Linked DNA regions of Mus musculus: regions 1, 2, 3 and 5 are each linked to region 4. Evidence: chromatin loops called from intact Hi-C (ENCODE). Cell type or tissue: left cerebral cortex. All regions are shown on one strand. Links, peaks and the distances in the headings refer to the core of each region. The heading gives the core; the rest is flanking DNA.

Evidence for each region. A loop is a pair of places that touch in the nucleus more often than their neighbours do. Peaks named below come from ENCODE experiments on the same cell type or tissue, not always from the same donor. Only the 100,000 strongest peaks of a DNase experiment are listed, where the experiment ranks them.
Region 1: a loop joins it to region 4, with 9 times the contacts of the local background. A loop is called at or near these places in 4 of 42 quality-filtered maps.
Region 2: it touches region 4 in a loop (4-fold over the local background); 4 of 42 quality-filtered maps call a loop at or near these places.
Region 3: it touches region 4 in a loop (3-fold over the local background); 2 of 42 quality-filtered maps call a loop at or near these places.
Region 5: a loop joins it to region 4, with 2.5 times the contacts of the local background. A loop is called at or near these places in 2 of 42 quality-filtered maps.

The regions. Positions count from the first base shown.
Region 1 is chr13:41,745,971-41,752,553 of GRCm38, reverse strand. No RefSeq gene overlaps it. Among named protein-coding and RNA genes, the nearest start is that of Gm40925, 72 kb to the right of the region's middle. In left cerebral cortex, for the core only: a CTCF peak has its summit at 5,428 (motif pointing left); DNase peaks (open chromatin) are centred at 3,463, 4,667, 5,176, 5,343 and 1 more place; H3K27ac peaks cover 888 bases.
Region 2 is chr13:41,823,490-41,830,072 of GRCm38, reverse strand. Adtrp (androgen dependent TFPI regulating protein) reads left to right here. Exons shown (of 7, transcript NM_001145875.1): 2 at 1,688-1,930. The coding sequence starts at 1,778. Among named protein-coding and RNA genes, the nearest start is that of Adtrp, 21 kb to the left of the region's middle. In left cerebral cortex, for the core only: a CTCF peak has its summit at 2,843 (motif pointing right); DNase peaks (open chromatin) are centred at 1,879, 2,311 and 4,464; H3K27ac peaks cover 1,436 bases.
Region 3 is chr13:42,116,405-42,122,987 of GRCm38, reverse strand. All of the region lies in intron 2 of Hivep1 (human immunodeficiency virus type I enhancer binding protein 1), which reads right to left. Among named protein-coding and RNA genes, the nearest start is that of Gm32778, 67 kb to the left of the region's middle. In left cerebral cortex, for the core only: a CTCF peak has its summit at 3,873; no DNase peak of the experiment used is centred there.
Region 4 is chr13:41,900,258-41,906,840 of GRCm38, reverse strand. The region is part of intron 3 of Gm10790 (predicted gene 10790); the gene reads right to left. Gm22157 (a small nuclear RNA gene) reads right to left here and starts at 5,190; the gene lies at 5,087-5,190. In left cerebral cortex, for the core only: no CTCF peak of the experiment used is centred there; a DNase peak (open chromatin) is centred at 3,402; H3K27ac peaks cover 1,348 bases.
Region 5 is chr13:42,098,889-42,105,471 of GRCm38, reverse strand. All of the region lies in intron 2 of Hivep1 (human immunodeficiency virus type I enhancer binding protein 1), which reads right to left. Among named protein-coding and RNA genes, the nearest start is that of Hivep1, 50 kb to the right of the region's middle. In left cerebral cortex, for the core only: a CTCF peak has its summit at 3,901; DNase peaks (open chromatin) are centred at 3,461, 3,802, 4,366, 4,679 and 2 more places; H3K4me3 peaks cover 1,269 bases; H3K27ac peaks cover 3,071 bases.

The DNA of each region.
Region 1 (6,583 bases), core at 635-5,634, 150 kb after region 4:
GTCACAAAATGGCTTTGGACCATACAGAGAACTCTCAGTCTACCAGGGAGCCACCCAGGATCTGGGCATATAAGACCAAAAATTATTCATCCAATGCATAGTAGTTCTCCCTTGGAAAAGACATTCCAAGACCTGCATTGAGTATCTGAAACATCTAAGGGTAATACAAACCAATATATACACTATGTTTTCTCCTGTGGTAAAGTTTAATAAATTGGACACAGCAAGAGATCAACCATCATAAATAATAATAACAGGATGATTGTAGACTATAATAAAAGTTACCAGCTAGGTTGTTTATTTCTGGAATGTTCCGTTTCGTGGATTTGGGATGGCAGTTAGAGGTAAGTAAATGAAACTTTAGAATTGAGACAGTAGCTAAGAGAAGACCAATGTACTTTAATGAAAGGAACTTGCACACTCCTTAAGCTGAGCTTAACGGAAATTTCTTAAGTACACAAACCTAGGTGCTGTGGGTGTTTACTGAGGAAGAGATGGAACGTGTAACTCCAGGGAGGGGCCCATAACAGGTAACTCTAAATGATTCGTGGTCTAATGTGTTACATGCAGTCAAAGAACAGCTCCAACCCCCTCCATGGTGGATGGGTGAACACATGGAGATGCACCTCTTGCATGTTGACTGACCACCCTGCTGTAAATCACTTCGCCTTCACTCAGCACCTGTCATTTCCCGGAGTCACAGAGACAGTCACAAAAGACCCATAAGCACCAGCAGCCTTGATGGCTGTCATTACCTTAGTATCAAATAGTCCCGAAGTATATTTAGTTAAAATGTTATCATTACTAAATCTAATCATATTTACCATATGAATTCATTACAGTCTCAATACCTTAGAAGAGCGTAGCTGTTAATTGTTTTAGAGCTTTATAGTTACTGTAACAAAATGCCACAAGCTGGGCACCTTAAACACTATGAAAGTATATTTCCCCACAGATGAAGAAGCTAATCGTCTTACGGATCAAGCATAGTAGCTGTATGTCTCCTTAGAAGGTGGAGAGGAAGACCCTTCCTTCTGCTGGCTCCTGGCGGCACTTGTTTAATCACAGCAATGCTATCATCTCTGCTTCCATTTTTCTTCCTATTTGTGACTCCCCCACCCGCACCCCGCACCTTACGAGAATCAGGACTCCAGATCCAAATGTCCCTCTCTTTTCTCATATAAACCAGAGTCATGGGAGGGACATAGTGACTCCTCCAAGTCCAACATAATTCACTTCAGGCTCCTTAGCACTTCACAGATGCGAAGGTCTTAGGACAAACTTAGTTCCCTTTCTGATGGTCTGGGAGTTTGTGAATCCTGGAGGCTGCTCTTCAGCTCAATGTGACCAACTCAGCTGGAGAGGACAGGCAGGTGAGCTTCTCCCTTCAGATACAGAGACCATTGAGCAATGGAACCATGGAGCTGGAATTTCCCCAGAAGAAGGACAGGGGGAAAGGAAAGGCTGGGGCTCTACTGCCAGGCACAGGGGAGCTTGTCTTCCCCGAAGAAGTTTTTGTCACCATGTCGACAATTTTCCAGATAGCAAGAACCAGTAGCCACACTCCATCTTTTCCCTTCTCTGCTCTTGACTATTAGGGCTATTGCGTCGGCTTATTGAGGGTGAGTGGAGACAGTTTTCCTGTTAGAGCTGCAAGGTTTCAGACTTGTACTGTAAAAGCTCTAGTGTTACCACCCGATAATTCTGGTTTATTAACTGAGAGACTGGAGATTCAGAAGTCATAGATACCGAATGGTAGCTCTTAACTCTTTTCATTGGTCTGTCCCAGTGATGACTCAGTGATGAACCCGTACAGTCTGCTCCCCTTCAAATGGACATTTGTTAGTCATTATCCCAGAACCTTCATTCACCAGCGCACAAAGAGACTGACGTCATCATTCTGGTAGCAAAACCCCTGAGGGTCAGTAACATTGATGGGTTTTTCTCAATGAAGAATTACCCAAGAGAAAAAAAAAAAAGTCAGACAAAGCTGTTTCCTGCATGCCATATGATTTTCTTAACAAATCCAGTTTCTGTCTCCTTTGTGAAGACTGAAAAAAATCCAATCCTTCCTCTGTGTCTTCAACACATTAGACATTTTTCTTTCAAATCTTTTAAGCCAACATGTGATGAATGCCAGGGTAGAGAACACAGCATCGTTGTGGAAACACCTGCTTTTCTGGACCCAAGCGACTTTAACAAGTGAGTTAGGGCCAGTGACACAGTTCAGTAAGGCACTCTTTTTTTTTTTTTCTTTTAAAGATTTATCTTTTTATTTTATGTATGTGAGTACACTGTATCTGTACAGATGGTTGTGAGCCTTCATGTGGATGTTGGGAATTGAATTTTTTAGAACCTCTGCTCACTCTGGTCCCTGCTTCTTCTGGACCAAAGATTTACTTATCACTATACATAAGTACACTATAACTGCCTTCAGACATGCCAGAAGAGGGCGTCAGATCTCATTATGGGTGGTTTTGAGCCACCATGTGGTTGCTGAGATTTGAACTCAGGACCTTTGGAGGAGCAGTCAGCGCTCTTACCCACTAAGCCAGGCACTCTTTGTGTGGGTACATGTATCAGACCTCAGCACCATCAGAGAGAAAAAAAAAAAAAACATGTTTTTAATCAGACGTTGAGGACAGCCCAGAAAAGGAAACACTGAGAGCCGCTAAGGGTGGCTATGGTTTGAAAGTGTCACCCAAGAATCCATGTGTTAAAATGAACTTCGAAATTTACATGTTAGTGGTAACCTTACCTTTGTGAGGTGATTAGGCTAGATGACACAGCCAGGCGCTTACAGGAATACAATTTTTCGGATGTTCTCTTCACCCCCAGCACAGAGATTCTGAATTTGTCTGCACTATGAACCCCGCGCTAGGTGTTTAAAGATAGTTCTAATACGCAGCCAAAGCTGAAATTCCCCTCCACGTAGAAGAATCCTGCTTAAATTGTCTTCGAACCACTGGCTGCTTTCCTAGCTGCTTTGAGCAGCCAGTGCCAAACCAGATAAGCAGAACTGGAGACCTGGCCTCACTGGGTACGCAGCAGAGGTGAGCTTGAGGCACAGCCTGGAGCCAAACTCTGCTAGAGGCATGGAAGCATCTATAGAGACTTTGGGTCGAGACTTCTCACAGCTCCCTATAGACGTGAACCGATGTGTTTTCCGGGCATTGAACACCAGGCTGTGAGCACCGCGGGGGTGGCACCTGTGGGGATACTTTTGACATTCCACATCAGCATTTTCCCTGGGCCTCCAGCCTGCACATTTGAGAATTGCCAGATCCTGTCATCCCTGGAGCCTATTCCTTGAATGAAATTGCCTTCGACATGCACTCGAATCCGATTGGTGCTGTCTCTCTGCAGAGCCTGACTAACATACTCCCAAAGCGTTGCTCCTTGCATTAGTTCCTTCCTCTCAGTCTACCTCAAGCTTGCTCGCTGCCCACACTCCCTCCATCAGCCCACTCTGTATCATTTGCCTGCAGTCCCTGTGACTCATAGGCCTATAATAATCCTTCGGCTTCTGCTTGCCAAGTTCCCACTCCCTCCTCTCTTCATTCAAGAGTCTTCCCAGATGCCACACCAGCCATCCAATCAAGGGAACAACAGCCCGCGCTTCCTAGAATGAACCCAACCAGTGGAACAGAGTTAACGAAGATCAAATAAATGGATGAGTGCTGTTTGAAAATTAATTTCTGAGACTGTTCCACATACGACCCTCATAGAATGTTGAGTTCCAAGAAGGGATAGGAGCTGCTTGCTTCACAAGACACTTTGTCCCCGCCCACAGCCTGTGTCAATCTGTCAGTCTGTGGCTAATGGAGCTCATAAGCCTCTGGTCCTGGGGCAGGACTTCCTGAATGGGTGCTAAAAGCCATTGTTCTGAATAATGACAGGCTGAAAAGATAGCTTCCGCTACCTCGTAGGATGGCTTCCTATGAGAAGGTCTGGAAGAGTCAGGGAAAGTTCCTAAGAAAGTCACAATCCCTTGATACTGGCTCATCATAATGGCGGCTTCTAGATAGGCTCCAGGGCCTGTGATAAACTCGGTGCGAGCACTTCATAACATCCTAAGCAAGGAGTGCAATCATGTCTGGGGGAGGAGGGTGGGCCAAGAAGCCCACCTGTGTTTAGAGTCAGGAAGCTCAGCTCAGCTCAGAGGTCATTACTAGCTGGAGTAGAAGAGCAGCTATGGCCAGAGTGTAGCAGTTACTATAAAAGATCTCCAAAGGTTCTCATTGCCACCCACATGCTGTAGATGACAAGGAACCCAAATACCTCTCCTCTCTCTCAAATACCAGGAGGAGCCCACTGAGACACACTCCTAATAGTTATTACCATGCTGTGGCCTTGAGGCTCCTCCAAGAAGCTAACTGTCCCAAACACCCTGAATGGTTTGAGGGAAAAGTGATGTCCAAAAAGACCGAAAGCCAGAATGGTTAATTCACTTTCTGTGAGCTCCTAAAATGTCAAGGTGGAAAAAAAAAAAAGTAGACTCTCTAGGCACTCTAAATCCAATTAGTTCCAATTCTACAGCACTTATAGTCATAGGTGACTCAGCCCTGCAGAGTTTGGTCTCTTCTTATGCAAATCGGAAGCATGATGCCAGCTTTCTGCTGGTTACCAGGAGAATAGACAATAGTAATAAGGACTCACCCAATAGCATTTGTTTTTCCTTCTCCGTTCTCGTGATACAAGGGCTCCCTCAATGCCACGAGGGATTTGATTGGTCATCACTTGCAAGCCCTGGTCAGATTTAGTGCTAAATCCTTGGCACACAAAGGAGCAATGCTGACCCAAGGAATAAGATGTGGGTGGGAGGAAAGAAAACTCACTGAGTATCACCAAGAAAGCAAGAGGGTCCCAGGTCACACCACATCGTATATTAAAAAGAATACAAAGAAGGACAATGAAGACAACACATATCACGAATGCCACGGACACCAGAAACCTTAGATTTCAGTGGGTTTTCCCCAGTACTGCATCTTCAGTAATTAACACAGCGTCAATAGAGTCACCTAAAGAGAAGAAAGAGGCGCTGTTGCCATATCCTCCCCCTTCCCACCCAGCATATGGATGGACAACGCTTCCAGGCAGCTCCTGCAACACAGTGCACCAGAAATAAATTCAAACAGCAATTAGGAAAAGACAAGGAGGAGGGCCTGCTCAACATTTGGAGATGGAGTATTCAGAGCACATTTGTTTACATTCAATCTCCCATCTTATATTAAGTTGGCTTGGCAGGATGTCTTGACAATGGTTGCATAAATTTAACAGGGAGGAGGGACGTCGCCTCCTACCCTCCTCTGTGTGTGTGTGTGTGTGTGTGTGTGTGTGTGTGTCCTTCTGGGCTTCAACTGTATTTTTCTCTTCATTATGTGCTAAGCCTTCCATTAAATGAGAAGATGAGAGCCCCCTGGTGGTTGAATTAATTCTTCCTTTCTTAGAGGTGTTGAAACACAGTTATCTTGGGTTGTGAAATTCCTATGCCTTGTTTTGATTAGCGAATCTCCTTTGTTAAACAGGCCGTGTCCCATGGTGGTGTCACACCTTGAACTTCTTTGATGTCCATCCTCTGCACTTAGGCAAATAATCAAGGTACCTTCTGAAAAGTAAAAAAATAAAAATACCGCTTCAGTAATTACATCTGAGATGTATATCTAACACAATTTATTAGGTATCTCTACACAGTCTGACACCCTACTGGGTATAAGGAAAAAAAAAAAAAACCAAGGAAATTTAAGTCACCTTTGACCTTGACAAGCTTACATCAGAGAAAAGATGGCCTCGAGGCTTTTAAAGATGTGGTTTCCCTATAAAACTGACCTAGTTCATCAAGTGACTTAGTGTTCTTATCTGCTCCCAGCCTTCCTTCATTCTCCTACACTCCAATCCAATTACCAACAATTTACAACCAACTCCACTCCTGGCATTCCATTGACATGAGCCTCATTAACGCAGGGCACCATCCTTTCAGATCCTTCTCTAAACTTTCGGGTTTTTGACAATGATTTTGAGTTTATGCAATGGACCGTTTCCCAGAGGTTCATGTGTCCTTTGTCTAATGGTACTGAGAAGTAAGGGGACTGTAAAAACGTGGGAATTGATAGGAAATAAAGCAATGGGATAAAATGGTCAAAAATGGGTGGGTGTCTTTCTATAGAGACTGGGCTAGTCCCCTCAGGAGCTAGACGAGCTCTGTGTGGAGATGCTCAGCCTCACTCTGCTCTCTCTCACAAACATGCCTCTCTTGCTTGCTTGTCCACTCTTCTTCCACATTGTAATCAAGCAAATAGCCCGGCCAGAAGCTGAGCAGACCTGACCCCATGCTCCTGGACCCCCATGGTCAGCACAGGCACATAGTGTAGAACTCAGAGTGTATAATAGTGACAACATTAGAAAAGGCTTAAAAAAAAAAAAAAAAAAACCTTAGTCCACCTAGTTTCCTTCTTCCAAGCAACTATAAGTCCACATGAGTTAATTGTACTTAAAACAGATATAAGTAGGCTCTTTAAAAAAAATAATATCCTGCTGTCTGGTTGCTCTTATTTTTAACTTTCAATGAACATTGTTGACAACT
Region 2 (6,583 bases), core at 948-5,947, 77 kb after region 4:
CTGAAAAGGGGGCCAGCGGTATGGAGAACAAGGGTTTCCCTGGGCCCTTGAGGTCCACCTTGAGAGTGAGTACCTGTGTGGAACTCACTCTGCCTTCTCACCGCTTGCAGAGCACATCCTTGTAGCCCTAACATCATTACGGTTTTTAGAATGTTCAGAGAACCAAATTGGTAAAGGGCTTGGAGCCATGCTTAACTAGAGGTACTCGTAAAGCAGGAGATGCCGTCGTTATTTGCAGTTTTAGGCTCAGCCATGGAATTCTGCAGAGCCTTGCCCCCATGTCCTGGATTGCTCTCTCCATAGTGAATGATTTTCTGTTTTAAAAAATGTTCGTGCCTTTGCCAAATTCATAGGGTGAAATCCTAACTCTCCAAGTTGATGATACTATTAGTCACAGGTGTGGTTATAGACAAGTCCTGAGGACATAAAGACAAGACAGAGCCTTCTCAGATAGGATTCTGGCCCCAAAGATAATCAAAGGATCTGTTGTGTCTCTTTCCCTTGAGAGGTCATGGTGAGAGAATTGTCTGTGTTGAGCAGAAAATGAACCCTTACCAAACACCGAACTTGCCAGCACCCTGTCCTTACAATGCTAGCCTAGAAATACAGGATAAATAAAATTTGTTTATACGCCTACAACTTTGTAAGATTTTTTTTTTTTATTTTATCGAGTTTCCAGCAGACTAGGAAGTGGTTCCCCTGCAGAGCTGCTGGCTCAGGACCACTGTCCTCCTCCTGTCTCTGAGTCTGAATGTTTGATCCCGTTGGCTTTTCAGAGAGATATAGACCTGTTCTGGATTTGTTTGGGTTCCCATAGCTCCTCATGGGTTTTTTCTCAGTTCTTATAAGCCCTGGGGAAGTCATGAATAACATCAACTGCAGACTTCCTTAATGGCTCCAGGGGCATTTTTTTTTTTCAAGGAATTTGCTCAGTCCTCCAAGAGAGTTGCCCAGGGAAACAAGCCTGTGATGTCACAAGGCAGTTCTCCTTAAGTCCCCTTCTGCATAGATGGAGGTAGGGACCTGTCCTTTTCTCTCCCAATCGGATTAGTCTTGTTCTCCTTGGGGCAGTACAGATGTCCTGCTACCCCTGACATACACCCCCAACCAGCCTTGTCTACACTCTGACTGGCTTCCTGGCCTTGACTCTCTCCTTGTGCTTATTCCCTCAGGGTACAAATGCTGTACGGATAGAATGTCTGAACATCTTTAGTTCCGTAGTGTAAGGGTGTGGAAGTGAGACACCCTTGAGTCGGTGTCTCAGCGGATCAAAGACTTTTCTCAAGCTTGAAAATGCCTCAGATTTCAAAAGTGGAATGACTACACCCTATTTCCTTATCTTTCTTCATGCTGTAAACACATCCAAGTCTGTACTTCCTGGTTTAAAAGGAACCTCCCCTTTGCTGGGACACTGTGGATACTTCTGATCTTTCAGTCAAATGAAAAGAGCAGAGGCGTGACCTTTTACCGAGATGGCATTTGTAACAGGTTATTTAGCAACCTATGCCCTCTGTTCAAAGTGCAACTTCATGGCTTTCCTGGAGCCCTGTTTTGAAATGGGTGCAAACTGTCAGGTTACCTATCGCAGAGATTCCCTCCCACACTTATAAGGAAAGGTGCCTAAGAGCGAGATGCAAAGTCCAGCCTGTGTTGAAATGCTCATGCCCAGAGGGCTTTGTTTCTACAGCTTTCCAGCCTGAACAGAGGGCAGCTGGGACACCCAGGACTCAGAGTGAACGCAGAGCGGGTGCCACTGTCGCTCCGATCCAGGGAAGCCATGACGAAAACAACCACTTGCGTGTACCACTTCCTTGTTCTGAACTGGTACATTTTCCTCAATTATCACATCCCACAGATTGGAAGGAATGAGGAGAAGCTAAGGGAATTCCATGACGGTGGGCGATCCAAGTACTTGACACTCCTTAATCTGGTAAGTCGGTTTATCCACGTCTGGAACCAACCTCTTATCAGTAACGTGAGAGTTTTTCCACGAACCACTTACTAAGCACAAACTCCCTATAGGTCTTCCTTCGTCATGGTTGGTGAGTTTTGGGGCTTCCCCTGCTAATCAGTAGTTTGTTCTAAGGAACTAAGTTTGGAAAAGTTCTGTAGCTACTGGGGTGTCTAACTGTTAAGTGCTCTTTTACAAAGACTTTCCGAGCCCAACTTGGGGACTATAGACTTGAATACAAAACACAGGAGAGATTTTTTTTTTTTGAACCTTGCTTGGGAAAGTCTGTGAAAAGAAGGCGGTGTCACATGTTGAGTAGGAAGTGTGACTTCCAATGAAGGAGTAATGTCATTTGACAGCACGCACCGACTCACAGATTTAGCCAAGAAAAGCAAACACATTTTGCCACCTTCCTCTCCCACTACATTTTTTTATAGGCTCAAGATCCATCTGAAAGGAGAGATCACCCGAGCCAACAGCCAATACACAGCTTCAACTATTATAACCAAACCAAAGTTAAAACACAGTTCTGCTGGGTGGTGGCAGGGCAGGCCTTCAACTCCTGCAGAGGCAGAGGCAAGCAGGTCTTTTGAGTTTGAGGCCAGCCTGGTCTACAGAGTGAGTTCCAGGACAGGAAGAGGGATACATAGAAACCCTTTCTCAAAAAACCAAAATAAGCAAACACACAAATAAGCAAATAAATTATAAATATAAATAAATTAAAAACAAAATAAAATAAATACAGTTATAAAATTATCTGGTTTCAAGCTGCAAAAAAAAAGTTTTTGTTTTTTTTTTCTGTTTTCAAGATTTCATTTTAGTTTTACTTTAAGGGCATGAGAGTTTTTCTCGTATCGCCTTTTGTGCATGCAATGTGTACTACATATGTCTGACTGGTGCCTTAGAGGCCAGAAGGGGGCATGAGATCTCCTGATACTAGAGTTATAGGTGAGCTGTCCTGTGGGTGCTGGGAACTGACCCTGAGTCCTATGAAGAAGAAGCAGCAGCAGCATCCTTAACTGCTGTACCTACTGCTCTATGATCTCTCAGACACCGGGATCAGAATATGCGAATCCCTCTGAATCTTCAAAATTGAAATCCTCATCTTGTGGCTGGAGCAGAAGCACGGTGGTGGGGTGATGCTATGTTGTCGGGGTGGGGGATGTTGAGTTCAGGTTGAAGAGCCCCTTGAGGCCCTGTCCCCTTCCCTCTGGCCTTGTGTTCCCCTCTGGATATTAGCCTGAATATCTTAAGCTCTGGACCTTACTCCCTTGTGCTAAAAAGTGTCAAGGTGGCTGTTGGTTTCAGTCTTGAGATGTCATGAGGGAAAAAGGTGAATCATTAGAAAAGAAAACAAAGACTGATTTTGTAGAATTCTAAGAGCACTATACGTAACTCTGTTGGGTAAACTGAAGGCAGCTTTTATGTACTAATCAAAGGCAGACTCCTGTATGGGCATTCTATCACACATAACTATGGAGCAGGACAGACTTGTCACACAGCTCTATAAGCCACCCCCCTGACCTCTTCTGGCTTCCAATGGCATTTTCTCTAATTTTTTGTCTGCTGGCATGTTCTAGTTTGGTGTTTAAAAAAAATATATATATATATATATATTATACATATATATATGTATAATATGTATATATATGTATAATATGTATATATATACATATATATATATATATAGCACCTTTATTTATTTTGTGTGCATGTATGTGTGTGTTTGGGGGGGGGTCATGTGCACCTCAATGCATGGGGTCGAGGTCAAGGGACAGCTCTCTGGAGTCAGCTCTCTCCTTCCACTATTGGGTCCTGAGGCTTGAAGTCAGGAAGTCGGGCTGAGCAGTAATCTTCTACCAACCTGAGCATCTCACTGGGCTCAGATGATATTCTAGTTTAATCCCATTTCCTGCCTTTCTGGTGAATTAGCCACCAAATCAAAAATCCCATTGGTTGTTACTTCTGTTGGACCCACCTCTCCCTCCCCAAATTTCCCGCCGGCTCCTTCTGAACTCTGATTACTTTGCACCCGAGGACTGCCACCTTAGCTCTGCCCTGTCCTTTCCTACAGGAAGTGTCCACCCTTCCAATACTCAGATTCCAGGTTAATCTTCCAGAGTCCTTTTTTTTTTTTTTCCTTTTCTTAATTCCTTTAAACATTGTGGCCTCTTTTTATATATATGAAACAAATACAACAAATCTGACCAACAAACAAAAAACAAAACAAAATACCCCCTCAGGTCCCTTTTTTCCCAGGAAAGCTACTACTGTCTCTGAGAAAGAAGTCTGTCTCAAGTTTTATCTGCAGTTTCCTTCCTCATTTCTCTGCCCATATCCCCTAAGGCCTATTCGCCTCTGTTCAACACTTTGCTTCCTCATTGCCTTCCATAGACCACCTGGAGTCCAGTGTATGGCGCAGTTTTCTGTCCTTTCCCTCCCCTTTCCGTAAATGTAAAAAGCATTTGAACTCTCACTAGCTCAAAACCAGTTCTGCCTCCCACGCTCTTAGCAGCGCGACCCACTTTAACAGTTCTCCTCTGTGTTCAGAGACTAGACGTCTGCTCACATGTCTGCTGTGGGCGTGGCTAAGATGAATAACTCCTCCTCTGGCTGCTTCCGGCCCCAGCATGGCCCCAGCACGCTAAGGAGACCAATCCCGAGACCTTACCTGTAGTGATTTCCTTTCTATGCTCTTGAAAGTTTGACTTCATAGAATATCCCCCATCTGACAAAGATAGGTTTAGTATATTTTAGGGAACCCATCCAAGGATAGTTTTCAAATAGCTTGACTAATATAGTTGAGCCTCAAAATCTCTACATCGTGAGATCTTGCATGTTCACCTATAGCTATTCGTTCTTAACTGATTTATATTTTCATTAAAATTTAAAATTTCCATTAATAGAATGATCAGGCTATAGATCTCCTAACTTTAACATTCATGTTTATTATTACTAGTGACGTCAGTATCCAACTCATGTTAGCAAGAATTGTAAATTTTATTATATTGTATGTTATATGTTAGTTTTGGCCTAACTTTTACATTAGTTTTGCCTACATATTTGTCTGTGTGCCATGTGTGTGCAGGTTCTGTGGAGACTAGAAGAGGGTGTCAGATCTTTTAGTGCTGGGACTATAGGCAGTTTGATACCATCTGGTAGGTTCTGGGAACTAAACCCCAGTAAGAGCAGAAAATTCTCTTTAAACACTGAACCATCTCTGGAATCCATCGACATAGCACATCTCTCCTCTTTTTATTTATATTTTCAATCAAACACAACTTTTAACGCTTTTGTAATATGCCCTACTAGTCATGTTAGCCTTCTATGTGTCCTTTCATATTAGCATACAAACCAAAATGGACATCATGGAATTTTCATACAGATTTTGATTTTATTGATCCCCACCCACACATCCTTCCTCTGTCCCCAGTAGTCCCCAACCTTCTTGCATGTTACATGCATCATTTGACTTTTTATTTCTTTCTCCCCATGACTTCTTTCCTCCCCTTTCTAGTTTCATGACCTAGAGGCTGCAGCCCACGCATAGAAACAGTACCATCTAGAACTTACATAGGAAGGAAAATGTGTGACTTTTATCTTTCTGAGTCTGATGTACCATTCCTCTCAGACATCCTTAATTTCTAATTGGCTGAGTGCATGTCTGTGTCCCAGTTGAATGGCAAAACCTGTCTTATTACAAGTCAGCTTTCAGAGCTTTGTGCCTTTTTCCTCCTGACACTGCCCCCAGGAAGTCCCAAAAGAAGCCATGGAAGCTGCCAGAGGGTTGGTGGCTGACAGAGAGCTGCTAACTAAGAAGAGAAAGGGTGGTGGGGGTGGGGGGGACAAGAAAGTCACTCCCGACAAGACAGAGAGGTGGCCCCAGGGAGAGGGAGTGTGCTCTGGTGGCTGTGTCCGCTGTAAGGTTCCTTTGTTTATTGGTTACACTGTGACCCAGAGCTAAGGACCTTATGCTGTTCATTCTCACATTTGTTAAGTAGAAACACAAACAGAAGCTAACAGCATGGCCATAAGCTATCACCATGGCGTAAGCAGAAAAGGAGAGAAGATGGAAGGAAGACAGGGAGCTTAGAGTCATCTTGTGTTTGACAGAGATGGATAAATAATGAGGGACATAGTGACTTAGTGGAACACAGGCCTCCTTGATAAGTTTTAAGTGGGTGACCTGATGAGAATCAACCACCTCATACTCGGTACACACATTCTACATACACAGCTCTGGTGTCTGCCTCTCTGTCATTTGCTAGGACAGGATGTCTATTGAGACTCTCCTCTCTCTGCTGTAGCTGCTGGCATAGACATCCCTGACATTGGGGCTTTTGGAGAGGTAGAGCTTCAGGTGTAAGCCGAGAGCAATGAGTTCTACCAAGTGAGGAAACCCTAGCAGCCGAGTATGGCTTAGTCTGCTTGTGCTAGCTCAGTGCACATAGTACCCAGTCCTCCCCAGATGTGCTTCCTGGTTTCCTTCACTCCCTTTCCATCTAAGAACTGGCCCCGGCCCTAAGGGACACACACCTACTAGTGAAGGTGGGGAGCCTTTGGACACTTCTTGATGTGCAGGGCCGTTGAGTTTGCTCAGATGTCCCAATTTTAGGAGCCCCTAGGTGAGAT
Region 3 (6,583 bases), core at 805-5,804, 220 kb before region 4:
AATTTGTAGTTAGGAGAATGTCTCTAAATTATTGTCACCATAATGCAAATTACTACATTCTTATTTGTTCGTTCATTCATTCACTTCAACAGACAAGGTCTTGTATAGCCCAGGCTGGCCTCAGACAGTGGCAGATAGTCTTGACCTTATTTATGATACTTTCGCTTTCATCTCCACGCCCAATTTACTTGGTGGTAGAGATGAAACCCAGAGTTTTATGCATACATGATGGGCAAGAACTCCACCAGCTGAGATAGACCCAGCCTCACACTGCATTCTAGATACTCAATTTTATAACTGGGAAGTATTTTTGTGGGTTAAAAAGTATGTCTAAAAAATAATCATTTTCTTCAATATGATGTGTACCCAACCCAGGATCTGTTAAAACAAATGCTCACTAGATTGGTATCAGTGAGACTATGCCAGATGGTGCCTCAGACTAACAGTCTGAGTGTCCCCCAGGGGTTCATCTTTAGTGGAGCAGTGTTACAAAGTCCTAGAGCGTTAAAAAGTGGGAATACTTAGTGTGTGCAGGCATGGGAGGGGACAGTCTTTGCTCTCAGAGGGAACTGCTCTCAGAGGGACTGTGGTGGTTTTTATGGGCCCCGAGTCAGTTCTTGAAAGCAACACTGTGCAGAACAAGCCTGGCTGCTCCCCAGCCTCTCTGCTTTTCCTATGTGAATTCACCACGAGGAGACCCCCAAGATGTGATCTACCATGAAGTGTTCCAGCACTGTGCTGACTGGCCTGAGGCCAAACTGGCTCTAGCAGAGCCAGCAACTATACTATTTAGACTTCTAGTCTTGACCTGAATAAGCCTTCTTCCTTAGAAGAACCAGCCTGATGCATTTCATTGCAGTGACAGAAAAGGACCTAGGACAAAAACAAGAAACAACGCTAATGAAAAACTGAGACAATGAATTGAAGAGTACTGTGACAGAATACTGCCTGCCCCTTGACAATGCCAGAGAGTATCTAAAAAGTTAGAGGATGGGCCAGCCAGGGTGAATGGGACTGACAGGAGCGAACAAATTCAAATTCCCAGTAACCACATGGTGGCTCACAACCATCAGTACAGCTACAGTGTACTCATACACATAAAATAAATAAATAAATAAATAAATAAATAAATAAATAAATAAATCTTTAAAAAAGGTTAGAGGATGTGTCTAAGAGACAGCACAGAAAACCATCATGGAACTACTGAGTAAGTACAAAGCTCCAAAGGCAGGTGCAGCCCAGAGGCAAAACCACCTGGAACAGGAAGGACTGGACCTGGAAGTAAAAAGAACCAAGGCAAGTAGGACTGGAGAAATATCTCAGTGGTAAAGTGTTGGCCCTGGGTTCAAGCCTCAGCACTGCAAACACAAACAGATGGACTTGGCGAGTGTTACAGTATAGGGGAGTAATGGGAGTGCGGCCACAGGCTCTGTTGGTCAGTCTGTGGCTCTAGGCAGAACCAGGTTTATAAATACACCCATGGTCAGCTCTTTCTGAATGTTGTAAGGTTGTACAGACTTGACAATGGTGGATATAATCATTCAAGACCAACGTCAGACCCAATACTGATAACAAAGGGCACAGACTTCCCAGGGTACTACTCTGTACTCCATTAAGCATGGTGCCAGCAACAGCATAGTGTTTTAGATATCTCAAAGTATAATTTAGATAAATGCTCTACAATGTTGTGCCAAGTGGATGATAGCCTCTGGCCTCTGCCAAATGACACTGGACTGTCTACAATACAGAACCTATCACTCTTAGCCAGGGAGTCCATGGCCTCTGGCACAGGACCGTACTCTAAATAAATTAAAGGACCACTAGGGTCCTTTACCTCTGCTGTAGCTCCCCCCTCCCCCCCCCGCCCACCTCCTGCCAGAAAGGCAGAGCTCAAACCACCTTCAGTTCACTCATCAAACTTCCTCCAACTGCTCAGGGCTCATACCTGCACAGCAGGAGTCACAGAAGGTCAGGGAACAAGCTAATGTAACCTTTGAGGCCTTACACTGCATTTCCATCCTGAGAAATGGAGGCACACACCCCCTCCCCAAACCTTGTCTGTTTGCTTCCTGCTAGTGATCATCAGAAGGCAAGCACTAGAATCTTGGGAAAACACAACTCACACACACACACACACACACACACACACACACACACTCACACACACACACACACACACACACACACACACACACTCACACACACACACACACTCACACACACACACACACACACACTCTCTCTCTCTCTCTCTCTCTCTCTCCCTCTCTCCCTCTCTCTCTCTCTCTCTCTCCCTCCCTCCCTCCCTCCCTCTGTGTGTGTGTGTGTGTGTGTCTGCTGTCTGTCTGTCTGTCTGTCTGTCTCAAAGCATAACATGGTACCTGGGATTGGAGCATGTTTAATGCATGCAAGACCCTAGACATACGCCAGGCACAAGAAGAAGAAAAACCAAGAAGAAAGGACTTTGAAATTTTCCACAAAGAAACGATAAATATTTGGGGAAATATGTATGTTTTAGCGATTTTGAACAGTATACAATGGCCACCTAGAAATACCATGTTGCTTCACAAAGATGTATAATTTACATGGTTTTGTGTAACAGTTAAAACTTAAAATAAATAAAATTAAGACTAATGTAAAAATGTAGAACCAACACTAAGCATTTTTTTTTTCAAACAAACAAACCCGAAGGCGAGGGCGAATCAGGATCAGCACAAGTGACCAAAGCAGAAAGGCTATTTTTTAAACAAAGCATTAAGTACACTGTTGATATTTAAACTATAAATAAACAAATCATGTGACTTAAAAACATAGCCCTTGAGAAACAAGGGTTTATTACCAAAGAACTATTATTACTATGCCAGCAGTTCATCTAAACCTTAGTAATAAATAATGATGTATATATTATATGTATTCACAGTTGTAATAGCTGTGGTTTCTAGAGTTTATGCACATGTAATTTGACATTTAAGAAAAGCGGCTTTTTATTAGTGGATTCTACTGTCGCTCTAAGCAACAAAAACTTAAGATTTAACAAAGACTTTTAAAATGCTTATTTAAAATACCAAGGCTAGTCATCTCTATATGGTTATTTAGGATGCTGAGGTTGGCCACATCTGTGTGGATATTTAGCATACTGATGCTGGCCACCTCTGTGTGCACTTCATACAATTCCTTACAAAAATGACCCTGATCACAAAATACTGGTCTTCATTTTTCAATTTTCAATTCAGTTGCCTTTTGTCTCAACAATAATGCTACAGAGACTTAGGCCCTGACTTAGAATAACTGTATTCAGCACAGGACACGTTCACCTGCAGCCCCAGTTCAATAGGCAAAGAACATCTTCAATTAGGGAACTGGGAGAGCTTTGCTTCTGTCAGTTTTCACAGAGTGTCCTCTTCACACCTAACCTGCGCTTTACAATCCTAACAAGCAGGATATACTTTTAACACTAGCTCTGAAATTTCAGATCGTGGCCATGTATTCTGTGTTTGTAGTTCATATAAGATAATTTGCCAATATTTAATGGAATATATACTTTTCAGTGTGACCCAGAACAAGAAACACAGTTTCTATCTTTGGGGGGTGGGGGGAGAAAACAATACTAACTCAGCAACAAAGGTGTCCATACACTGTCCTTCGCGTCCTTTACTATTAAGTATGCAAAGCCCTGTCCTCAGAACACTTCCTTCAGGACTCAGTGGTGGCTGCCAGCTGCAGCCTGACATCATGATGAAATGGAGCAAGCATCTTTAGTAATGGCAACATCCTCTTTATAGTCAGCTTCATGGCATTTAGAACAGTGAAGGAGACAAACCTCTGTGCATGTCTGGATAGCCTTTCCAAAAAGACTTTCTGCAGTGGAAGGATCACTGTGAATGTAGGTAGTTATCACCCCATGAGGTGGAGCCATGGACTAAATAAAAGGAGAAAGAGTCCCCTCTCTCAGCTTTCTGACCACAGACACAGTGTCACTAACATTCTGCCACATCCAGCCACATGTGCACATACTCTTCAACATAAGGAACATTCCTAGCCTTTGCTGACCCCTGACCTAGTGCATCTGCCATTACCAGCAACTTCTCTTAACTTACAAGCTCTGTATCTCCAGCCCACTCTGGCAAACCTAAAAATGGAATTCTAGACTACTGATATTTCAAATCACAGAACAGAGAAATAAATGAGGAAAAAAAAAAAAACCCGCAAGTCCAACTCTGAATTAATGAACCTAACTAATATGACAAACTGAAAAAGAAAGATAGACTATGATCCAGTTATCAAATCGACACAGGAAGAACAAAGCCTGACCAGAATGACTTTGCAGACCACACGAAGACAATTGGAGCAATGGAGGGAGAAAAAAACTACCTGGCTTTCAGTAAAGCTCCAGGCCTAGAGGTTTGTCACATTCTTTCAAAAGTAAAAAGATCCAACACTTTCTAAAGAATTCCAAAAAAGAACATTCACAGGTGTTCTGACTTACTTTCCAAAGCTAATATAAAAACCAACACTTTGAACAAGTTTTATACGAATATAAATCTATGCCAAGAAGACCATTCACAGCACAGATAACCACACTAAAGGAACGCACCATAAACTCATTGCTCATCAACAGCATAATACAGGTTGAGCATCCCTCAACCTAGCAGAGTGAAACCAGACATGTTTTGGATTTCAGAATTCTTTTCATATAGGTGATAAATCTTTAAAGTGACACTCATGTGTAAACACAAGATTTATTGATGTTTCCCACACACCTCTTACACAGCACTTATAGGTCACCTGCTTGTCACATGAGATTTGCCATATGTAGTCAACTATGGAATTTTCTCCATGATGATCATCATGTCTGCAACGTTTCCAATTCTTTAGCCCTTCTGACCTAAATTTGGGGACTAGACATGCTTAGTCAGTATATAATTTTGTAAGAGCAACAGGATAAGGAGAGAAAGTGACTTGCATAATATCCAAGTGTTCGTGATTAAGTCACATCTGTCTGTCTCAACAAAAGCCTGAATACTAAATAGAAAGGGTACCTGATGTGAGTAACCAGCATTATTAACACATGTATCCAAAGAGATGAGTCCAAATTTATGATGTCCACTCCTCCCAAAGCCCTTAAGGAAGTCTGTCCTGGAGAGTCTCTTCCCACCCCACCCGACTCTTCTTTCCTCATCCAGCTGTCTTCCCTGCCTTCTTGTTTCCCTCACTAAATTCCATTTGCTCAGCAGAATACAGGATACCTGAAGTCACAGCCATGTAACACATGAAGTACTGCTACAATGCTTCTGACAGCACATGTGTTACCAGTGGCACTGGAAGAAGTCACATGTACAATGGGGGAGTAGTTAAAGAAACCTTCTATTCGCCATTGTATAGCTTCTAAAGATGAATATGGGCTTAGGTATCAATGGGCAGGCAGGCCAACCATACACAAACACTAAGACACACACATCTGAGAGTAGTACATTAACATGTTTTCTGGCCTGGGTCATGGAGTAGTTTTATTTCTGGTTTTTGAAAAACCTCCAGACTAATTTCCAGAGTGGGTACAGAAGTTTCCACTCCACTCCTACCCAGTGTGGAAGGATCCCGTTCCCCTCATCCACCTCAGCACTTGGTGATGTGGTAGCTGTGTTTTCCATTTGTATATTTTATTAGTTAATTAATTAATTAATTACTTTACATTCTGAGCTTGGTTTTCCCTCCCCTTCCCTCACACCCAATCCTCCTCCATTTCTGATCAGAAAAGGGAGGCCTCCCCAGTATATTAGTATTTTTCATTTCACCCTTTACATTTTCTTCAATTACTAAATTACCTATAATGAATAGCAGTATAAAAATACAACTTTTAAGTTCAATAGAAATTAATCCTATCCATGTGTACCAGTGTCAGGATGAAAAGTGCTGCGGGCAAATAACTGAAAGACAAACACACAGGTCCTGCCGTGTGGGAAGGGACAACATCCGCAGAGGAAGGACACTCAGGCTGGGGAGAATCAAGGACTTGGAAATGCAAAGAGGCAGGAAGCAAACAGTCCAGGGTGGGGAGCAGCTTGGACACACAAATGTAGAAAGTAGATGGAGAGAAGCCAAACTCAAGAGTATTCTTAGAGATGGTGGTTAACACAACAGAGTCCCTGCATGCAGAAATGGAACTTAAATAGACTCACTCAGAGCACAAGATCTTGGAAACCATCACTCTCCTTTAACAATGACAGTGTTAGAAAAAACTAGCCAAGATCAGGAAAGGAGAGACACTAGGGCGGGTGTCAGCCCTATACTAAATTCATTTTCTAGCTGAAAACGCAATGTCTGAGAAATGTAAAAATTAAAGATTCAAGTATTGTACTAGCAGGGTCTAAAGGGATATTAGTTTCTAGTGACGGTCTCTAAGTTTCAGGAACATGGATGATAGCTGTGAATGAAGTAGAATAGAGGAGACGGGCTGGCTGGGTACCAAGAAGTTCCTTTCCTATGACAAAGACAAAAAGAGAGTCATAGAACAGACAAGAATATTCTTTGTGAGGCGCACTGCACTGGAATTTCCAATCACAGACACCAAGTCAGACCGCATGTC
Region 4 (6,583 bases), core at 729-5,728:
GTGCTGCCCTGCTTCCAGCCACGATGACCGTGGATTAAACCTGTAAACCTATATACGAGCCCCAGCGAAATGTTTTCCTTTATAAGAGTTATTATGGTTATGGTGTCTGTTCACAGCAATAAAGCCCTAACTAAAATACCACCAGAATGGCCACTGTCAAAGAAATAGAAAACAACAAGTGTTGGTGTAGAGACCAGGGAAACTGGAACCTTGTACCCACCCAGTCAGTGAGAATGTAAAATAATGCGGTTGCTATAAAACACCCTGTGGAGACACCTTGAAGAAAAACAGATGAACACTCATAATTCCAGGGTCTAGTTAGATATAAGTGCAAAATAAGTAAATGCAGAACAATATTTGCACACCCATAATCAGAGCAGCATTATATTCAGTAACCAAACAGTGGAATCCATCTAAATACCCACTGTCAGACGAGTGGGTAAACAAGGTGCAGTGGGCTGCGGTCAAATGAACTATCACTCAACCCCGAAGAATGAAATTCTGATTCTTGTTAAAGTATGGACGAACCTTGAGGAAACTTACTAAATCTCAGAATTCAGTTTTTTAAAAAATGCAAATCTGAGGTGATTCTATTACTGTGGAGCATCTAAAGTTGCCAATGTCATTGTCGTAGAAGAGTGTCTGACAAAGGCTGAGGGAACAGTGGAGAGCATTGTTTAATGTGAAAAAATCGACTGTTTTGCAAGCCTAGAATGTTCTGGAGCTCATCTGTGTGGCACTGTGAACACGCTTGACACTTCTGAACTGTAGGTCACACATACAATGGTTCACACTTCTGAACTACACACATACAGTGATTCAGGGGGTAAGTTTTATATTATATGTTGCAGCTGCAATTAAACATTTTAAATTGCTTTTAAAGAAAACTCCACTTGTAAGAGATAAAGTAGCTCTGGCTTGCCTCCCATCTCACTGCTCAGACAATGAAATATGTCCCATGACGTCTCGTCGAATGTTAAAATATTTTCATGTTAAAGAGGAAAGAGATTGATGAAGCCAGCGAAGAGCATAGTCGTTTGGTGGAGATCATTAAAAATGGGTTGAAAGGATTAATCCATAGCAAAAAGGTAAAAGGGGTTTCAATTGCCCCAGGCATGACATCACGTACCTGCAATCCCAGCATATAGGAGACCAAGGCAGAAAGAAAGATTGGGTATTTGAGGCCAGACTGGTTAATACAGTGAGGTCCTGTCTCAGCAACAATGATGCAAAGAAAGGAAGGAAGGAGGGTGGAAAGGAGAGAAAGGGAAGGAAGGGTGGAAGGGAAGGGAAGACGGAGGAACAAATGATTGGATATATGAATATGTAAAAGTAATTGACATGTATGCAATATTCAAAATCCATAGTCACTATCTGCATGGAGCTGCCATCTCTGAGCTGTTCAGTTTGTTTCTCCTATATTATTTACAAAATTATTCTAATGCTAACTTACTTTTTATAATGACACAAAACCAATGCCAATCTGTCTTTTTGATAAATGTCATTCTTCACATCTTAGATACCAACACAATTCTATGCTCAAAAACAACAACAACAAAAAAAAACAGACCCCCCCCAAAAAAAAACAAAAAAAAACTCTTTTCAAGACCTTAGTAAAACATATGTGTATTTTTATATGGAAAAAAAAGCATGAAAGTTAGCTATGACAACTTTGTTATTCAAGATTGTGACATTAGGCCATTGATATCATACCTAGAACACTTCTCACGACACTTAACCTCCACAGGTCAGGAGAACACAATGCCAATGAAAGAACAGGGAAGATGCCACTCCATCTGAGGTGGAGAAAGGGCAGGACAGTCTCACTGTCCCTAGAGGCTGAGCTTATGAATCATGTGAGCCATGGATGTGATGACTGAGTTATCTCTACAGTTTACCCTTCCCTTTGGCACACATTTGTTATTATTCCATATGAAAATGCCCTCCTATGTAATGTAATTCCCCACATGTAATGTCCTGCCTAGCTTATTGGAGTCTCTGGGTCAGGCAGTCCCTACCTTCTTTGGTTCTGTTTTTCTGGCCCTGTCCTAAAGCTGCAGTCCAGATGTAGGCTGAGCCAGGCATGTTGATACATACCTGCCTGCCATCCCAACACTGCCAACCCAAGACTGGGACAAGAGGATTGCTACAAATCTGTCCTACATAGGAAACTCCAGGTCTGCCAAAGCTGTAGACAGAGACCCTATCTTAAAAAGCAAAACCAAACCAAACAAAAAGGCAAACCAACCAAGATAAATAAATTAATTAACATGTACAATAGACTTTCCAAGAGGGGAGAGACTTGTTCCTTAGGCTGTTCACGTGTTGGAAGGATTTCTTTCTTTCCTGGCTGTGGGCCCCGAGGAGTGCTGGTGGTAGTGGTGTCAAGCTTATTTGAGAGTTGTGTTTATCAGGAGAGGAGGGAAAAGCCTGAGAGTGAATCATTGCAAGATGGAAGCCACAGCTTGTGATACCTACCCTAGGAATTGGGATTTGCTTCAGCTCTTGGCGATGTTGGAGATGGAACCCAGAGCCGACTCCCATCTACCAAGTAGTCACTCTAAATTATCTGAAGCTCCTTCATGCCGAACAGGTATTAGATTTTCTTTTTTATGTTTCTAGAAAATAAAACTGGATGGATGAGTCGAAGTCTCTGGGCAGCATAAGGACAAATGTCAGTGCTACTGGACCAGGTCCTTCAGTAGAGGTTGTCTCTCTTGGAATGGAATCATTCAAGTAGAGGCTGGTCAGCTGGGGACTGGACTGGGTGGGGCAGAGCTGAAGCCCTTTTCTTCCTTCTGCAGTGCCCCTGTAGGGGAAGGACTGCAGGCCAAAAGGAGTCAGATGAAAGAGGGCATGATGTATCAATGGTCAGTGGAAAGCATGGTGTTATATCACACACTTGTAACCCCAGAACGTGAGAGGCTGAAGCAGGAGGATTACCATAAGCTTAAGACAAACCTGGACTCTCTAGCAAGACCCTGTCTCAAAAGACCAATCCAAATAACCAAAAAAATGGCTGAGGTGAAGACGAATCACATACAAAACAGGGGAGCTTTGGCAAGTGTATAAATCACAGAGTGAGGTAGTCAGAACTGGTCTGTCTCGTTTCCCTGTGTCGGAGGCTACATCTTCAGGCAGTGCAGTCAGTGGAGTAACCAGCCCCTCAAAGACCAGGATGGAGATGGCCTCTTGGTTGCCCCAACCTGCACCTCTCTGGATTGACAAAAGGAAACTGAAGATTTACTTCAGTTAGCCAGGGCTGCTTAATGTTCTGGCTTGTGGAAGTTTGTCTCCTCAGTCTTACAATGATGCAATGATGTAGGTGCTTTTTAAGGCACTGGGGTGAAAAAAAAAAAGCAATATTTGCATTGAGAAAAAAACCTCACAGTACAGAAGTGATCTGAGAAGTCCAGATGGCTCTTCAGAAATGACTTGTTGGGTAATTACATAATATATTTACATAGTTCAGGAGACATATGTTGAGTGGTGTCTCTCCCAGATCTGAGTCTTCTACTTACACTCCTGACTTTATTACCAGCCAATTTCTTTTGGTATTATGGTGTATATTTGGTAGTATGATATGTGTGTGTGTGTGTGTGTGTGTACCACTATTATGCCCAGCAAATATGTGTGTGTGTGCTTGTGTGCTCCTGTGCATGTACACACATGTGCGTGTGCGAGTGTGTGTATGAGCACCACATTTCATCTGCAGAATCACTCCATCATCCGCACTGAGACTTTAGTAGGAGCTTCCACTTCCCCTTCTCAGCCTCCAGTATATTCTAACTTATTTTCTGTCTCCATGAGTCTGACTCTTCTGGATGGCTGACCCTGGCTGTCTGCTTTACTGGATCTGAAATCAATTAAGATACACACCTCTGAGTGGGTTTATGAAGCTATTTCTTGGTGGTAGCCCAGACACGATGGGATTTGAGGGACAAACAGGGATGCTTTGACCTGCCTGCTTCCACTTCTCGCTGGTGAGTGTGTATCTTCTCTCAATGCTACCATGCTGTCTGTCATCCTTCCAGCCATCAGAAAGCAGCTTCTCTGGCCTTCAAGCATGGCATAAGGACCAACAGCTCTCCAGGACTCCTCCAGATCTTTAGTGCCAGATTGGGACTGCTGAATAGTCCAACCTCATGAATCAAAGAGTTACTGGGTTTTCAGCATCTGCAGGGAGCAGCCAGCCCCTGTTGGACTACCCAGCCAATGAGTAAACCAAGGGGCTACACTCCTTTGTATGCATTCATTATATCACTTCAGTTCTTCTGGAGAAGCCTATCTAATGCATTGCATAAAAGGAACCCTGAATATTTGTCTTATATGTGTTGTTTATTTCACTTAGTATAGTGCCTTTATTATTCACTCAAGTTGTGATATGTGTCAGAATTTCTTTACTTTTCAAGGCCAAATGATAGCCATGTATAAGTATATATATGTACATATGTTTATGATATAAACATATGTCATACATACAAAAACACAGTCATCTTTCCAATTTCTGGTAAACATTCATGCTGTTCCTACCTTTGGGTTATTGTGTATAATGTTATGAACATCAGCGTAGAAGTATTCATTTGAGTTCTTGCTTCCCATTGTTTTGTTTAATTACCTAGAAATAGAATTTCTTTCATTTTTGAGGACTATCAATAGCCAATTTTATCAATTTCTTATGTGTTACACAGACTTCTGTGCATAGATAGCCATTTTGTGAGTATCTCTGTGCTTGTAGTGATTCTTCATGCAGATAGAGCAAAATTAAACTATAAAGACATTTCTTCATTTTATACCAGAATGTCATAATGGATTAATATACATTAAAGTATTTCTGGAGAGTTCCACATTCATATACAAAGAGCTTCTTCTTTATTCCATGTCTTTCTCTTGATGTAGCTGTGTAATAGTCCCCAGAGGGGCTGCATTATAATTTATTTAAGTGAATGGCATTGTTGAATGATGTAATTTTTTGCTATCAAAGTCATTATAAAAATCTGCTAATACATGATTGTGCACGTATGACATACATGTAGCATAGAATCCCCCAAAATGAATTACTAGGTCAGCGGATAAAAGCATGTTTCCAAATACTGAACACTTCATCAATTGATGAGTCATTCTTGCACAGCGACCATGCCAGTCTTTTCTGTGTCGTTCTGGTTTTTGTATATGTGCCACTGAAGTGACCATGTTTTTAATTTTGGTAAGTATTGGTGAATTTCTTTCCCTAGGAGACATGGAATTAACAGGTCTCTGGCAATGAGTCAACTGTCCTCTAATGGATTTAATGTGGGCTTTTAGGTTTGGCTAAACTGCTGGCTTAAAACTGGCATCACAGGGCCATTTTTATTTGGTTTTCTTCTTTGACAGGTAAAGCCCAGCAGCTTTTTATACTTAAAAGCTAGTTTGTTCCTCGGGAGGTTTCTGTTAATGTCCTTCCCGACATTTTTCTACAAACAACTGGCCATTTACTGACTTCTATCTGCAAACAGCCCGCGCACTTGGGAGATGAGCTGATTTTTCTGTGAAATGAGCTAGAAATATTTTTCCCGGTGTGTCATCTGTCCTGTGACTTTACTTACAGAACCTACCCTTAAAAAAATAATAATGATTTTACAAAGTTGGAAAGGTTCACCTTTTCTTTTGGGCATCTGGATTTTGGGTCACAGTTAGCAAAGGTTCCTGGGTCCCAGGGCTGCAAAGGAAAACATCACTGCTTTCTGCCAGTGTTCTCCTGACTTAGTAAAAAGGCCGGCAAGCACTTCTCTCCTGAATAGTTTTTGATGTTTACACAAGACTTTAAAAGACAGTGAGCTTCCTTCATCTCATTTCAATTGGCTACTTGGCTGTCTCCAAAATGTTTGCTTGAAAATCTTCCCAAGGCATTTATTGTACACACTCAAGATAGCCAGATGAAAGGATTCCTGGTATCTTCTCGAGAAATAAGGATGAAAATTTAAGTGGACAGATACACTGATGAATCATCTCATCAGTACACACTATGTACAAAGAGAAACACCACATTGGAGTTATCCCTGCGACCTGCCCATTGGAGCCAGCTCGGACTGTGTGGGGACTGTTGTCACTCCTCTTTCCTCTGTCTGTGCCCAGAACGTGGCAACCCATTCTGCTATCTGTTGTGATTCTATACAGCATTTTAATTTCCCATATGATTTGGAATCCTTCTTTATCCTGCTAGCTCACGTGCCAATTTGGAATGTGTTACATTTGTGCGCTGTTTCCTCTTCCCGAGGCCAGGACAACAAAAGAAACAGCTTAGCAGGAGAAGGATGTGTCTTGGCTCATGGTTTCTGGAAGTTTCAGTCTGACATTACCGAGAAGACATGGCAGGATGAGTGACTCCAACTGTGTGTGTCACTAAGATCCCGCAGTGAGGCTTTTGGTCATACACATATGGTGGCAGCAGAGCCAGCAGCTTTTCTTCTGCTGTGGTAGATAGACTCTTCCAGATGTGTCCCCCAGGTGCCCCTCAGCACTCACTTCTGCCAGTCGGGCCCCACCCCATGAAGGTTCCACAATGTCGCTAGCTGCAGACACATGACTCATGGAGGGACATGTC
Region 5 (6,583 bases), core at 825-5,824, 200 kb before region 4:
CCAGTCCCTGACATTATCAATGATAATCTCTTATGCTTGCAGACAGGAATCTAGCATGGCTGTCCTAAGAGGCTCCACCTAGCAGCTGACTCAGAGAGATGCAGAGACCCACAGAAAAGCAGTGGATGGAGCATGGGGACTCTTATGGAAGAATAGGAGGAAGAATTGCGGGCCCTGAAAGGGATAAGAACTCCACAGGAAGCCAACAGAATCAACTAACCTGGACCCTTGAGGCTCTCAGAGACTGAACCACCAACTAAACAACAACATACACAGGCTGGACCTAGGCCTCCCCACACATATGCATCAGATGTGCAGCTAGTTGGGCTGCCTTGTCTCGTCTCAGTGTGAGAGGAAGCACCTAGCCTTGCAGAGACCTGATGTGCCAGGGTAGGGAGTTATAAAGGGGGGCCCCCACCTGCTCTGAGGAGAAGGGGAGGGTGGAATGGGAGAGAAATTGTGGGAGGGGGTGACCAGGTGACCAGGAGGGGGTAGTGAGTGGGATGTAAAGTAAGTAAATTAAAAAAAATAAATAAATATTGTTTTTTAAAGATATAATATTTAGCACAAAAGAAACAGAACTTTCAAAGATGCCAAGGAAGGCTGTCATCTGAAGAAGAATTTTGCATATATAAAGTCTTCAATATTTACTGACAGCTTCTGAGATACTTTACGTTAAAATGATACTTTCCAAGTAAATGATAGAATAAATGTTTCAGTTCTACAAACTTATATTTATTATTGCCCAGACTTCATACAGTCTATCTTTTTGGGTGAGAATGGGCATCAAACCAGAGCCTGGCAGTGCTTGGCAAGTACTCCATTACAAAGTTACTTCTCCAGCTCCTGGGTTTAAGACACAGTATGAAATCAACTGTAACGAAACAACTGGCTGGCTAGCCTTCAGTTCATGGGTCTCCTACTACACCTGACTGAGGCTGTAGGCACGCTCCCCAGCTCTCCTTTTTCCTATCTGTTCTTCCCCCTCCCTTCCTTCCTATTTTTGGCAGAATAAACTATCCTCTTAAACTAAATTGTAATATGTGTTAAGAAGTCAGCTTATTTTCTTACCTGTAACGCTTTCAACTTTTTACTATAAAGCAGAATTAATATTTAGCCCCCATTTAGATTTCTTCAGAAAAGGAAGCCAAATGAACTTCACTTTTGTGATAAACTTAATACATGTGTTCTCTCAAAAAAAAAAAAAATCCAAAAAGTCCTAAATTTACTTAGAAATATTTTCTAAAGTGGTAGTTCAGAGTTTGCATCAAAACCAAAATTTCCAGTCATGGAACTGGAAAGATGATTGAGCAGTTAGGAGCAATGCTGCTCTTACAGAGGCCCACCGCAGTTCCTAACACACACACACATACACACACACACACACACACACACACACACACACACACGATACCCACCATCTCCTTTAAACCCAGCTCCATGAGCTCTGACACCCCTAGCCTCCCTGGACACCTGCAAACCCATGCACACACCTCCACAGACACAGACACATAGACACGGCACCCGAGTAAAATTAAAGTATAATCTTTAAGAAATTACCAATCCACAAGAAAACAGAAACCAAAACTAATGAAGCTTCCTGTCTAGCAGGCTCTTATAGCAAGACAAGGGAAGCAAGCCATAACGAGTACCTACTACAAACTCATAACGGTAATGATTTTCTATTTGATGACAAAGTATTCCCCTAAAAAATATTACTAGCCATGATGCAATTCATCTCGAGATGCAGCACACTCCTCTCCAGAGCACCCTGCGTCTTTGCTTCTTCAGGCTCTGCAGAGAAAGCCATCTTCCCGCTCCACTGTTCACTCTTGCATTAGGGAGCCGCACTGCTCTAACACCCATGTGTTAATATCTCCTGCTACTAACTCATTTCTTTCAGTCGCTGTTCAACCTACCATATTAGATTTTTCTGAGTGTATGTATTATTTATTTGCCTTGCTACAAGATGCTGTTATCTAGATGCAAACAAGCCAGGTGAAGTTCAGTTTCTTAGTATAATCAGGGTTCACATTTGGTTTAACTGTTTAAACTCTTTATCAACTAGAATCGAGTGGAGAGAAATCACATGAAAGGGTGGGAACACACAACAACACAGGCTTCTCCATTCACATAGCGAACCTCAGGCAGTTGCACACACGTCACACCCAGGGTATGTACACAGTCACGTTACCAGCCGTGGCAGGTCAGCCATCCTCATTATCTGTGTGCTGGCACACCTGAGCTCCCAGCCCCTTCAGTCACTCTGAGAAGCAGCTCTGTGGCTCACTGGCTGGCAGGCTGCAGTCCTGGGAGTCCTCCCCCACTACCTCTCCATGGCAACCGCAGCCACAGAGAAGCCAGTCCACCTCTTACGCAAATGAAAGGAGGCCACAGATGTCAGCAGTCATAACAGCCTTCCCTCCAGACTTAATTTCCTTCTTAAAGTAACAGCTACGCATTCCTTGGTCTCTGTTTTCGAACACCTTTCTGAACTTTGGAAAATCAGAATTAAAAATGAATTTGTCTGACCTTTTACATAAGCTGATAGAAGATCCAGAGATGACTGTGTTCCACTGAGTCCTGACTCCCAATTCCGTCTCTCTGCAAGACCCTATGTATATCTGGTTTCCTAGATAAGAGTCCTTTAAGATTTAGCTAGGCTGCAATTTGGCTCTAGAGAAGGAAACAATAGATGGACCTTGACCATCCGTTAGAATGATCCCAAGCCAACCGTATCCAATATATACTGCCTCCTTTGGAGGCTGGCATTTAGAAAAGTCAAGTTATTTGTAATTGCTCTTTGAACAACTAGTCCATTATCTAGTAAGAATCACATAGAGATCTCAAATAATCAAAAACCCCTTTAACACTTTGTATTTAAACTGTTTAAGTTCATGTCTTGGATATGTATTTAAAGACATAACACTGGTGTCTACTTTGTATGGCTACAGAAGAATCACAGTGGCAGGGTTCCCAAATACACATCACATTAATAACTGATGAGCAGCTAGGGGGCACATTGGAATATGTTTTGATCTACATATTACAACAAAAAATATAAATTTCTGTACATTGTTATTAAATATCTGGTCGTATCAAAGTAAGGATTGTAATTGAAAAAGCATGAGGCAAACTTAAATAGTGGTTTTAATAACCTCTAAAAAGATATTTTAAGGAGAGCACAAGTTGGAACACATCCATGTAAATCAATAACAGAATAGTTCGTTTACACACACATGCATGCACATAAGTTATAAAAATAAAATAAAACCAAAATTGTCATTTACTTATTCCATAAGCATTTATGAAGTCCTATCAATGTGCTGGGCACTGTGACACCTGGGGACAGGTAGGAGGGTCACTCGGGGCCATGAAGATGCATCTCAAGTAGCCAAGGCCAGCCTGGCCTACTAACCCTCAGCAGGATACCAGGACAATCAGACCAGAGCAGAATCAAGAGACAAAAGCAACATGTGAGCAACCCTGGAACCAGACCAGGCTGCAGGGAAACAAAGGGAAGGAAGCGGGTGTTTCTAAGGTTCACGGTCCAAGCAGAGCATCTGAGAGAAGTGAAGGAGACTGGTGTAGCATGATGAAAGGAGCCAGACTCTCACCCTGAGTCTAGAGCAGGCACACCTTAGTTCAGATAACACAGTAACATACTCGGATCAAATTACTTAAATTACTGACTACTCTGTTTCCAATACCCCAGCTCCTACCGCATGCCCCCAAATGCTGAGGCTGAGAGCCAGAACATATTACACACAGCTGCCAGCTGCATACAGTGAGCTGTGTAGTACACACATAGCACAAGCATACCGGAAGCTCTTCCCTGTCAGCCACGCAACGACCGCAGTGTGGCCTGTCATTCACTATCGCAGCAGCGGCCACCTCATGGAGCTGAAGGGAACTGCCCAGCATGCCCAGCCTGTTGTGCACACAGACTGTCCAACTCCTACCCAAGGGCTCGATTTCCAGAACTTAATCCTCAGAAACAAGGTACTCGTTCAGATACTGTCTTCCATGCTAGATTATAAGGGCAAGGACTAGATCTTATTCACTTTTATAACTCTACCATGAGAAATGGCAAAAAATATTAACTGAATGTCTTACAGCCTTCCTTTCAACTACAAGATCAATAATTCTAGAATTTTATTTGTGTGTCAAGTTCAAAAGAGACAGGCAACTCAGGGGTGGCCTGCTGTGGGACTGACACCATCATATATGCTTTGCAAACGTGCTCTGGAGTTTTTCCGTTTTTCTAAGCACACGACTGACTGAGTGAATGCTATTTAAAGAAAACTACATTTTCAGTATTCCCACGAAATATTGTATTCATATGCTAACATAGATAAGCTACACATATTTCCCAAGTCTCTGGCAGTATAGCACTGGCCTATGCCATCAGGCTAGAGCCCTAACATTACTGCAGCTACATTACTGAATCTATGCATATGACCCTTGAAGGTACAAAGGCAAAGTTTGAACCAGATGGGAATTGTCCGATTTCCAGATTTCTCCCAGCTCACACATGGGAAAGAGAAGGGACAACTCACCACGCTGACTTCAGGGACTTAGAAGCTTTCGATTCCATATTTACCACATTTTCCTACTGATTACTGAGAAGCATCCCGAGGAAAGAGTTACTCCTCCCACTCCTCCTCCCTGCCCCAGATTAACATTTCTATCCGTCATTCTCATCAACTCAGAAGGAGCTGTCTTACCAAATACTCAGCAGAGGAGCACCCTGAACAACCTGCTACCAATCAGACTATCCAGGGCAGGAAGCCCACCTCCGACAGCTAAGCAGCAGACTAGCTGTTCTGGGACCTGCTTCCTGCAAGCCTTGGATGACAGAAAGAGAAGAAAAGTTGAGATAACCTCCCGTTCTTTCACGTTGGATTGTGAAACACACAGATGAGCAACACACCCATCTCCTAGAGCACAGACGACGTGGTAGAGGACAAGAGGGAAGCTTGTTTGTTAAAGACAGGAGAACTGCCAAGCAGTTCAAGCATGAAGTTCTCTCTTTAGCAATAAATCCTTGTCCTCCAAGGGACAGTAACTCCGCTAGTTTGGGAGACATATCAACAATAAAATTACATAAAATTAATATTTTAAAACTATGAATGTTTTATTATAAAAACAACTACATTCATAGACTTAAAATATATATAGTGGTGAAAATATCACTTGCATCTAAGGATGGCTTGACGTTAGATAAATATATACCCACAATATATACTCACTGCACAGACAGAGCAAAGCAAGACAATGGTAAGAAATCCCAACTTGCTCCATGTAAAACACCTAGTAGGTCGGGGCAAATAGTAGGTCAGCACAAATCATTTCCAGAACTACAGAAAGAATATGCCCAGAATATCAGCTGTGCCCACTGTGTAACTGTGGACTACTGTGGGCCATCCCATTAAAGTCGTGTTTGTACATTACTAGGCACTGAGTGTCCCAGATCCAGAAATCAAAGTTATCAAAATATTAATCCCTTATAATAACTGTTTTTTAGAGCAGTCTCAGATTGACAGCAAAATTTGTTTAGAAAGTAGAGTTGTTATACACCCCCATACCACAAGCACTTCCCCCCACTGTCAGAATCTAGACATCAGCCCCACAGTGGATCATCTGCCACTCAAAGAGCCTAAACTGAGTGTCACCATCACCACACCCAGAACCCCTGATGTGATCCGTGGACTGCACTTCAGCAGCATTGGTGCCCACCGTACAGAACAGCTTCCCCTCTCTAACATCCTCTGTGCGCTGCCATGTCTCTCTCCTTCTCCACAGCCTGCCGGGTTACTGTCTCCATAGGTTACCAGTTCCTAAGTGCCACACAGCTGGATTCACACACTATGAAGCCATTTCACCCTGGCTTACTCCACTCAGTCACATGCAGTCAACCTTCAATTTGTCTCCCTTGCAAATAAGAACACATTTTATTTTGATCAAATTCCTACTTCACTGTCACCCCTCCATGTCCCATGTTCCTCCCTTCCTCCCTTCACATCCTCTTTAAAAAGTATGTGTGTGAGTGTGTTGAGTGTGTGTGTGTGTGTGTGTGTGTGTGTGTGTATGTGTGTGTACACACCCATCCTTGCTTTTGTACATAATAAAATATGGAGTCAAATTGTCTGCAGGCACATGGACCATCTACCCATACTGTAGCAGGGGTAACATCTTCCTGAAACTGCTCCAAGTTTAATCTAACCTCCCAGAACTACTGCCCAGTCTTCTTAACCCACATGAGACTTCAGCAGTCGGGTGTGTAACAAAAGGTGCCAGTGACAAGGCTCCCTCTGCACAACTGCTCCACAGCGCCCGACCAGGGGGCACTACCCCATCCGTTCCCTCTCCGTGCCAGCTGATGAACAGTAGTGTCTCAGAGGATGCTTGTCTTTTTCTGGGCTTTATGAGCTTGATACATTGACTTCAGCCATGTTTCTAATTTTGGCTAACTTGTTTTGTAAGCACAGAAAAGCCTTGTAATTATTGCAGTAAAATCTCTTTCCTCAAATCTAGGATGCTGACAGAAACAACTCAATTTATACTCTTGAGATTTAATAGC